2 separate regions of the Homo sapiens genome follow, and region 2 is linked to region 1. Evidence: chromatin contacts called from ENCODE Hi-C or POLR2A ChIA-PET data. All regions are on one chromosome and are shown on one strand. The core of a region is the stretch at or near the end of the contact, and the rest is flanking DNA. Distances in the headings are between cores, read along the strand shown. Region 1 holds the start of MXD1 (MAX dimerization protein 1). Region 2 holds the start of TGFA (transforming growth factor alpha).

Region 1 (2,940 bases), core at 327-2,826:
TACATGTCAAGTATGAGATCCTATCACTTATGCCAAGTCAGGTACTTTAATGTGTTTATAAAATCATTACTATGAAAAGTAAAAGAAATGGATAATGTCCAGCATTTTGACTTATAGAAAACTTGCCCTGAATCTGCAACTTCTGAAGGGAAAATACTGTCACCATTGCTAATCTCACTTGAAGCTTCCACAGATTTTTTTGTTCCAAAAGGGAAGAAAAGTGAAATTAAATTTTGAATAAAGTTCATAAAGAAATGTAAAACATTTCTATTTTTCTTTTCAGTTCCCTCAACCCAAACAGAAACAGCTTCCTGCAATGGCTTAAGTCCATGTGTACATTACTGAATCATGACGGCCACAATGTAATTTTATAGGGTTATAATCACAACAGAAAACTTACATTCAGCAGTTTGTGTCACCTACAATATAATCTAAAAGACAGAAAGAAGTATTTACCAAATTACCTGCTACTGCTGTTATTCTTTTTGGATTTGTTCCTCCGTTTTAAGGCATCTCTGTCCTTGTTATTGTATGGTAACATGGAGGCATAACCATGTTCAGCTTCTAGAAAACAGGAGGATCCAGTTAATGAATGGGCCCAGAATATTTAATGCTCTCTCCTCTCTACAGTATTTCCTTTTTCCTTTATTTATCTTTAAAAGAATATTGTGGAAATAATTAAATGGAGTAAGGTGGAATTCTGAGAACAATGATTTAAAAAAAAATTGTGTGAATATCGTCAATTCGGAGCAGGTGTAAGGAGGATTCCAGCTGCTCATTGTTGAGAAAGACACAGTAGTGGCTAGGCTCACGCAGCCTGGGTTTCCCACTGGCTACATCCAGCAGGTTGGTGCGGGTTAAGTGGAACCAGCTCAGGCGAAGGTGCGGGGCAAGCACCGTGAGCCGGGGACCGGGAGGCGCTGCTCCTCTGCCCAGGAGACTGGGGCGCCGGGCCCACCTGGGGGCCGGCCGGGACCAGCCCGGGTGAGGTAAACCAGGGAGGCTATCGGAGGGGGCCCCGGCCACCCACTCGTGAAGGGCTGGGGAAGGGGCGGCGTTCGGGACCCCGGCGGGCGGCAGCCCCTTCTCCACCCCATTCATTGCTTTGGGGCAGCGGCGGCTTCCCTTCGGACCGCGCGTGGGGAGAGCCAGAGGGGTTGGGAGCGCTCGCGGTCTCCCCGCCTCCAACCACCCCCGGAGCGGCTGGGCGCCCGGACCTGAGGCCGGCCCCACAGGACCCCCGGCCTCGTTTCGAGTGGACCCCTCCCCGTCCCCGTGCACCTCTCTCCCGCCGCTCCAGATAGTCGGCCGCCTCCAGCAGCATCTGGATGTTCATCCGAACCGCCGCCGCCATTCTGCACCGGGGGCCGGAGCCACGGGACCAACCCCCACTGCCCACGGGCTCGCTGCCGCCGCCGGACCGCTGTGGAGCCCGCTATGGAGCCCGCTGTGGAGCCCGCTGTGGACCCCGCGGAGCAGGGCTGAGGGAGCCTCTCTGGCAACCACGCTCGACAAGAGAGGGAGGGGGCCAGTGAGCTGGGCACCGCCGACACAGTGACAGAACCCGGAGCAGAGCAGCAGCCGCCACCGCCGCGGAGTGTTTATCCCCGACTCACCATCTCCCCGCCCCCAGCCCCTTCTCTTGACAGGCCAGCTTCGGCCGCGTTCCTCATTGGGCCCCCCAAAGAATGCCCCGCCCCTACACTTGTGCGATTGGGAGAGGGCTTCAGGGCTCCACCCCGCAAAGTCCGCTCCTCTCGCTGGTTGGTCACACTTGACAAGGCCCGGGCTCCACCCCCTCTTTCCAACTGGTGACAGGATTCGCAACTCCGCCTCGTGCTCCTTCCTTGTTTCCCATTGGTTCTATACCAACAACCCGGGCCCCCTTTTGCTTTGTTAGTATTGGCCAAGAGCTGCAGAAGGCAAGCACCTCGCCGGTCTCCCATTGGTGAAGCCTTCGGAAACCTCCCAGCTACGATGATGTCACCTTTCTCCAGGCCAGGCGAGCCCTAAGTGGCTGATGGTCAGCAGCCTGGCTGCTCCTCACCGGGTCTGGCATTGGCTGGGAGGGCCGGTCCGGCGCTGGGCGGCGCTGATTCACCAGCCGCTGCGGAGCTCTGCTCCACCCGGCCTTGCCTCGGACCTGTTGCCAAGACCTGTCCCCGGGGAAAACTTCCGGGGACCTGCCAGGCGTCCATCGAATGGAAGGCTGGCACCTCGTGTCGCCTGGGCGCTCTGCCCCGCTTGGGTTCGGGGCCGGAGCCCTCGGTCTGGTGGCCGCGGCCCTGGAGGTTCTGGGCTTCGCGGAACTCGGGCTGGCGAGGGCCCAGCCTCGAATCCTCCCGAAGAGCGGTGCAGGCTAGTGGCCGGTGAGCCGGGAGCTAGGGCAGGCGCCACGTGGCTGCTGCGGGGCTTGAGAAGAAAAGCCGGCCGTTGTTAAATGCTCGCCGCTCGGCGTTTTTTCTGCCCTCAAGAAAGAGCTGGAATCGGGCTGCAGTATACAGCATTGAGCTCATGCGCCTTTTCCGCACCCCCCTCCACCCCCGGGAAGTGATGGAATAATTAATTACTTTCACGCGAGCGGCTTTTTAAAGCTCAGAGACTTCCTGAACCTACAGAATGGCATTAAACCCTAAGATTCTTTGCTTAAATCTCTTTTGGGGTTTTCCCCTCCCTTTTAATTCTAGATGAAAACACTCACAAGATTATTGTTTTTGTTTGTTTGTTTTGAAAGGGAGTTTTGCTCTTGTCGCCCAGGCTGGAGTGCAATGGCGCGATCTCGGCTCACTGCAACCTCCTTCTCCCGGGTTCAAGCGATTCTCCTGCCTCAACCTTCTGAGTAGCTGGGATTACAGGTGCCCACCACCACGCCCGGCTAATTTTTGTATTTTTAGTAGAGACGGGGTTTCACCATGTTGGCCAGGCTGGTCTCGAACTCTT
Region 2 (2,940 bases), core at 115-2,614, 640 kb before region 1:
AACAAAGTATGCTCCGACAAATCTATTGAAAGGAATGATTTACACTGGTGCTTCCTGCCCAAATGTTGAGACCAATGGCCTGGTGCTTCCTTCTTGAAACTAGGTTGCTCTACTTACATGAAACAAACTGGGCAGAGGTCAACCGTGAGAGCCTGAGCCTCCCCAAGTAAACAGCAAAAGATTCCCCAGGCCCAACAGCCCCCACCCCCACCTTCAAGGAAAGTGGATCTACCCGGAGCACGTAGGCCAGAGGAGGCAGGAGAAGAGGGTCAGTCCGTGAGCTCCGGGTACCTGGAGAACATGAATCTCCCGGGTGTACTGTCCCCATGAGGGTCACCGAGGAACCTATGGATCTTCCACTCTTCGCCCAGAATGTCTTCCCTCTATCCCCTCCACCTCCCCAAATTCCAGCACCAGGGGCCACCTCAGAGCCACAAATCCTGAAAGGACCACCCAGGTGACTCGGGCCCACACACCCCTCTTTCGGGGTACACTTGGTGGCAGGCTAGCAGGCTTTTGGCCTCAGCTGGTGGTGCCATATAACCAGATTCGTCACAGAGACCCATTTTTTATCAGTCCCAGGCCAGAAGTACGAAGACTGATCTTAACGATGTGGCCTGCCTGGGAGGTAAGGCGGCAGGCGTTGCCAGAATTGATGGGAACTGTGGCACAGGTGGGAAACCTGGTTTAACAAATTCTTCATTGATTCAGGGGACCACTTTCCTTGAGCCAAGTCTTGGCAAGCGGCCGGCGAAACTCACAGGTCCCTTTCCTGGCTGCGTCCCCAGCCTCCAGCCTTCCCCGCCCCAGAGATGCCCCAGGAGCGGCCCCTCGGTGTAGGTAACGGGTGCCCGGGCGGCTCCGCTCCGCCGCCTAGAGCCTGGAAGCCGCCACTGCGGCCCAGGACAATCCGGCTACGCGGCCGGCGCCGACCCCGCACGCTGGAGTCCGCTGCCGCACGGCGCTGGCAGTCGGGGGTGGTGTCTGAAGTCAGGCGCTTCCTGCCTTTTCGTCGGCCCGGGTGCCCGGCTCGCGCCGCCAGGCTCTGGGATCCCAGGTCGCCCCGCCCAGCAGCCCGCGCCCTGCTCGGTGCGCTCAGCGTCCCCGCCCCTTACCCCAAACCCCCACCCTCTGTGCCCTCAGGGGGGCACCCCCATCGGGGCGGGAGGGGGGGGTCAGCTGTGCCCCGGTCGCCGAGTGGCGAGGAGGTGACGGTAGCCGCCTTCCTATTTCCGCCCGGCGGGCAGCGCTGCGGGGCGAGTGCCAGCAGAGAGGCGCTCGGTCCTCCCTCCGCCCTCCCGCGCCGGGGGCAGGCCCTGCCTAGTCTGCGTCTTTTTCCCCCGCACCGCGGCGCCGCTCCGCCACTCGGGCACCGCAGGTAGGGCAGGAGGCTGGAGAGCCTGCTGCCCGCCCGCCCGTAAAATGGTCCCCTCGGCTGGACAGCTCGCCCTGTTCGCTCTGGGTACGTACGCCGGCTGCGGCGCCCCCTGCGCCGCGCGACACCCTGCTTCCCCCGGTCCCCGCCGAGTTCCCCTTTCCGGGGGTTTCTGCGCCCGCCTGGGAGAGTGGAGAGAAGCGAGTAGTCTCAATGGGTTGGCGCCTGGGAGGCAAGGGGAGTCATTAAGAATGACAAAGAGGGGACTGTCCGGTCGAGCGCCGAGGCTTCCCCGGGAAAGTGGCTGCCTGGGCCGTGCGTGAGAACACCTGGGAAGGGGAAGCGGAGTGTGAACGGGCTTGAACTTTAATCCGCCGCAGCTGTGTGTCTGCTCAGACACATGCCTACACCTACCTGCTTACCTGGCTGCCTCCAAGCCCGGCTCAGCCGGCGTCGCTGGCGTGTAGACTGGGCCGCCTCGGAACGGGGGCCGGCGTCTAACCCTCTGGCCGGGTCTTGCCTGCGCCCCTTTGGCACCCCCTGCCCACCTCTAAGCCCCAGCGACGAGCAGAGATGTTCAAGATCGGCAGAGGCGCCCTCGATCTCTTTTCAGAGCTCTTGAGCTTTGGGGGTAGGTTTTGGATTTTTGGGCGGATTAATGGTTCCTTTAATTAACTTCCCTGGGAGAAGTGGTTTCGGTGTCCGCCGAGGGCAGGAGCGAAACCCTAGACCGAGTGTTGCCAGTTTCCTTTGAGTATGTCCTTGGAAATGAAGGAGGGATGGGAAAGGTGAGGGGAAGTTAAACCCCTCTCCCGGGTCGGGTCTGCGGAGCGGTGCGTTTTTTGGCGGTGAAGTTCAAGGGTCTGTCTGGACGCGGTGAGGGCGCAGCGCCGCGCGCCTCCTGGCCAATTCTTGCCCCTTGTGCTGGTGGGTCTCTCTGGTGTTGAGATAGCTGATCAATAGCGCAGGTGTCCTGGTTATTGCTAGTCTTCCGTGAAGTGAATTGTTCGTTCGATATGCCCCGAGTTTAACCCGTATAGCATGCGGCTCGCTGCAGGGTGGTTAGAGTCTGTGGAAAGCCATGGAACTCCTCCCCAGAAATGCCCAGAGCCGCAGCCTCACCCAGCTCCGTGTACAACTACAGGGGGTTCGCGGCCCCGCCTGCAAGCCTGCCCTAGAAACGCTGATTAAAAACCGCAGCAGAAGGGGAGGCATCCTGTAAGAGAAATACAAGGCAGTCTTGGAACCGGATGCTCCCAGCTACACCCTTACCTGAAACTCACCAGCAGGTAACATGGGTATGGGAGGCTTTTCCCCCACATTTTTGAAGAATTGCCTTTTTTGTGTGCATGTATTGACTGTTGCTCTGATTTAAATTTTAGAAAAAGCAATAAAACATTACCAATACAAGGGAAGCTTCCTGGATATAATTATCCCTTGTAATGTTTTTGCAAATAATAGTAGTAAGTAGTAGTAGTAATAACAGCTGATGCTATTCGAGCATTTTACTCTGTGTCAGACACAGTCCAAGTGCTTTACATTTATTCATGCAGTTTTCACACCAA

Evidence for each region. Hi-C counts contacts between places; a loop is a spot of excess contacts on that map. ChIA-PET counts read pairs that join two places held with the same protein, here RNA polymerase II (POLR2A). Pooled maps may share reads with other maps.
Region 2: a map of HepG2 shows a loop between it and region 1 (39-fold over the local background). The contact joins the promoter of TGFA here to the promoter of MXD1 in region 1. A Hi-C loop is called at or near these places in 2 of 168 maps with a recorded cell type or tissue (HepG2 and naive thymus-derived CD4-positive, alpha-beta T cell) and 8 of 50 pooled maps. POLR2A ChIA-PET finds 5 or more read pairs at or near these places in 1 of 52 experiments (MCF 10A).

The regions. Positions count from the first base shown.
Region 1 is chr2:69,913,745-69,916,684 of GRCh38, reverse strand. MXD1 (MAX dimerization protein 1) reads right to left here and starts at 1,576. Exons shown (of 6, transcript NM_002357.4): 1 at 1,282-1,576; 2 at 465-564. The coding sequence starts at 1,354. RefSeq lists a silencer at 973-1,202 and enhancers at 1,853-2,052, 2,153-2,262, 1,745-2,350, 2,363-2,412.
Region 2 is chr2:70,552,250-70,555,189 of GRCh38, reverse strand. TGFA (transforming growth factor alpha) reads left to right here and starts at 1,364. Exons shown (of 6, transcript NM_003236.4): 1 at 1,364-1,462. The coding sequence starts at 1,423. LOC124907824 (a long non-coding RNA gene) reads right to left here and starts at 2,482. Exons shown (of 2, transcript XR_007086906.1): 1 at 1,798-2,482. RefSeq lists a silencer at 1,234-1,303.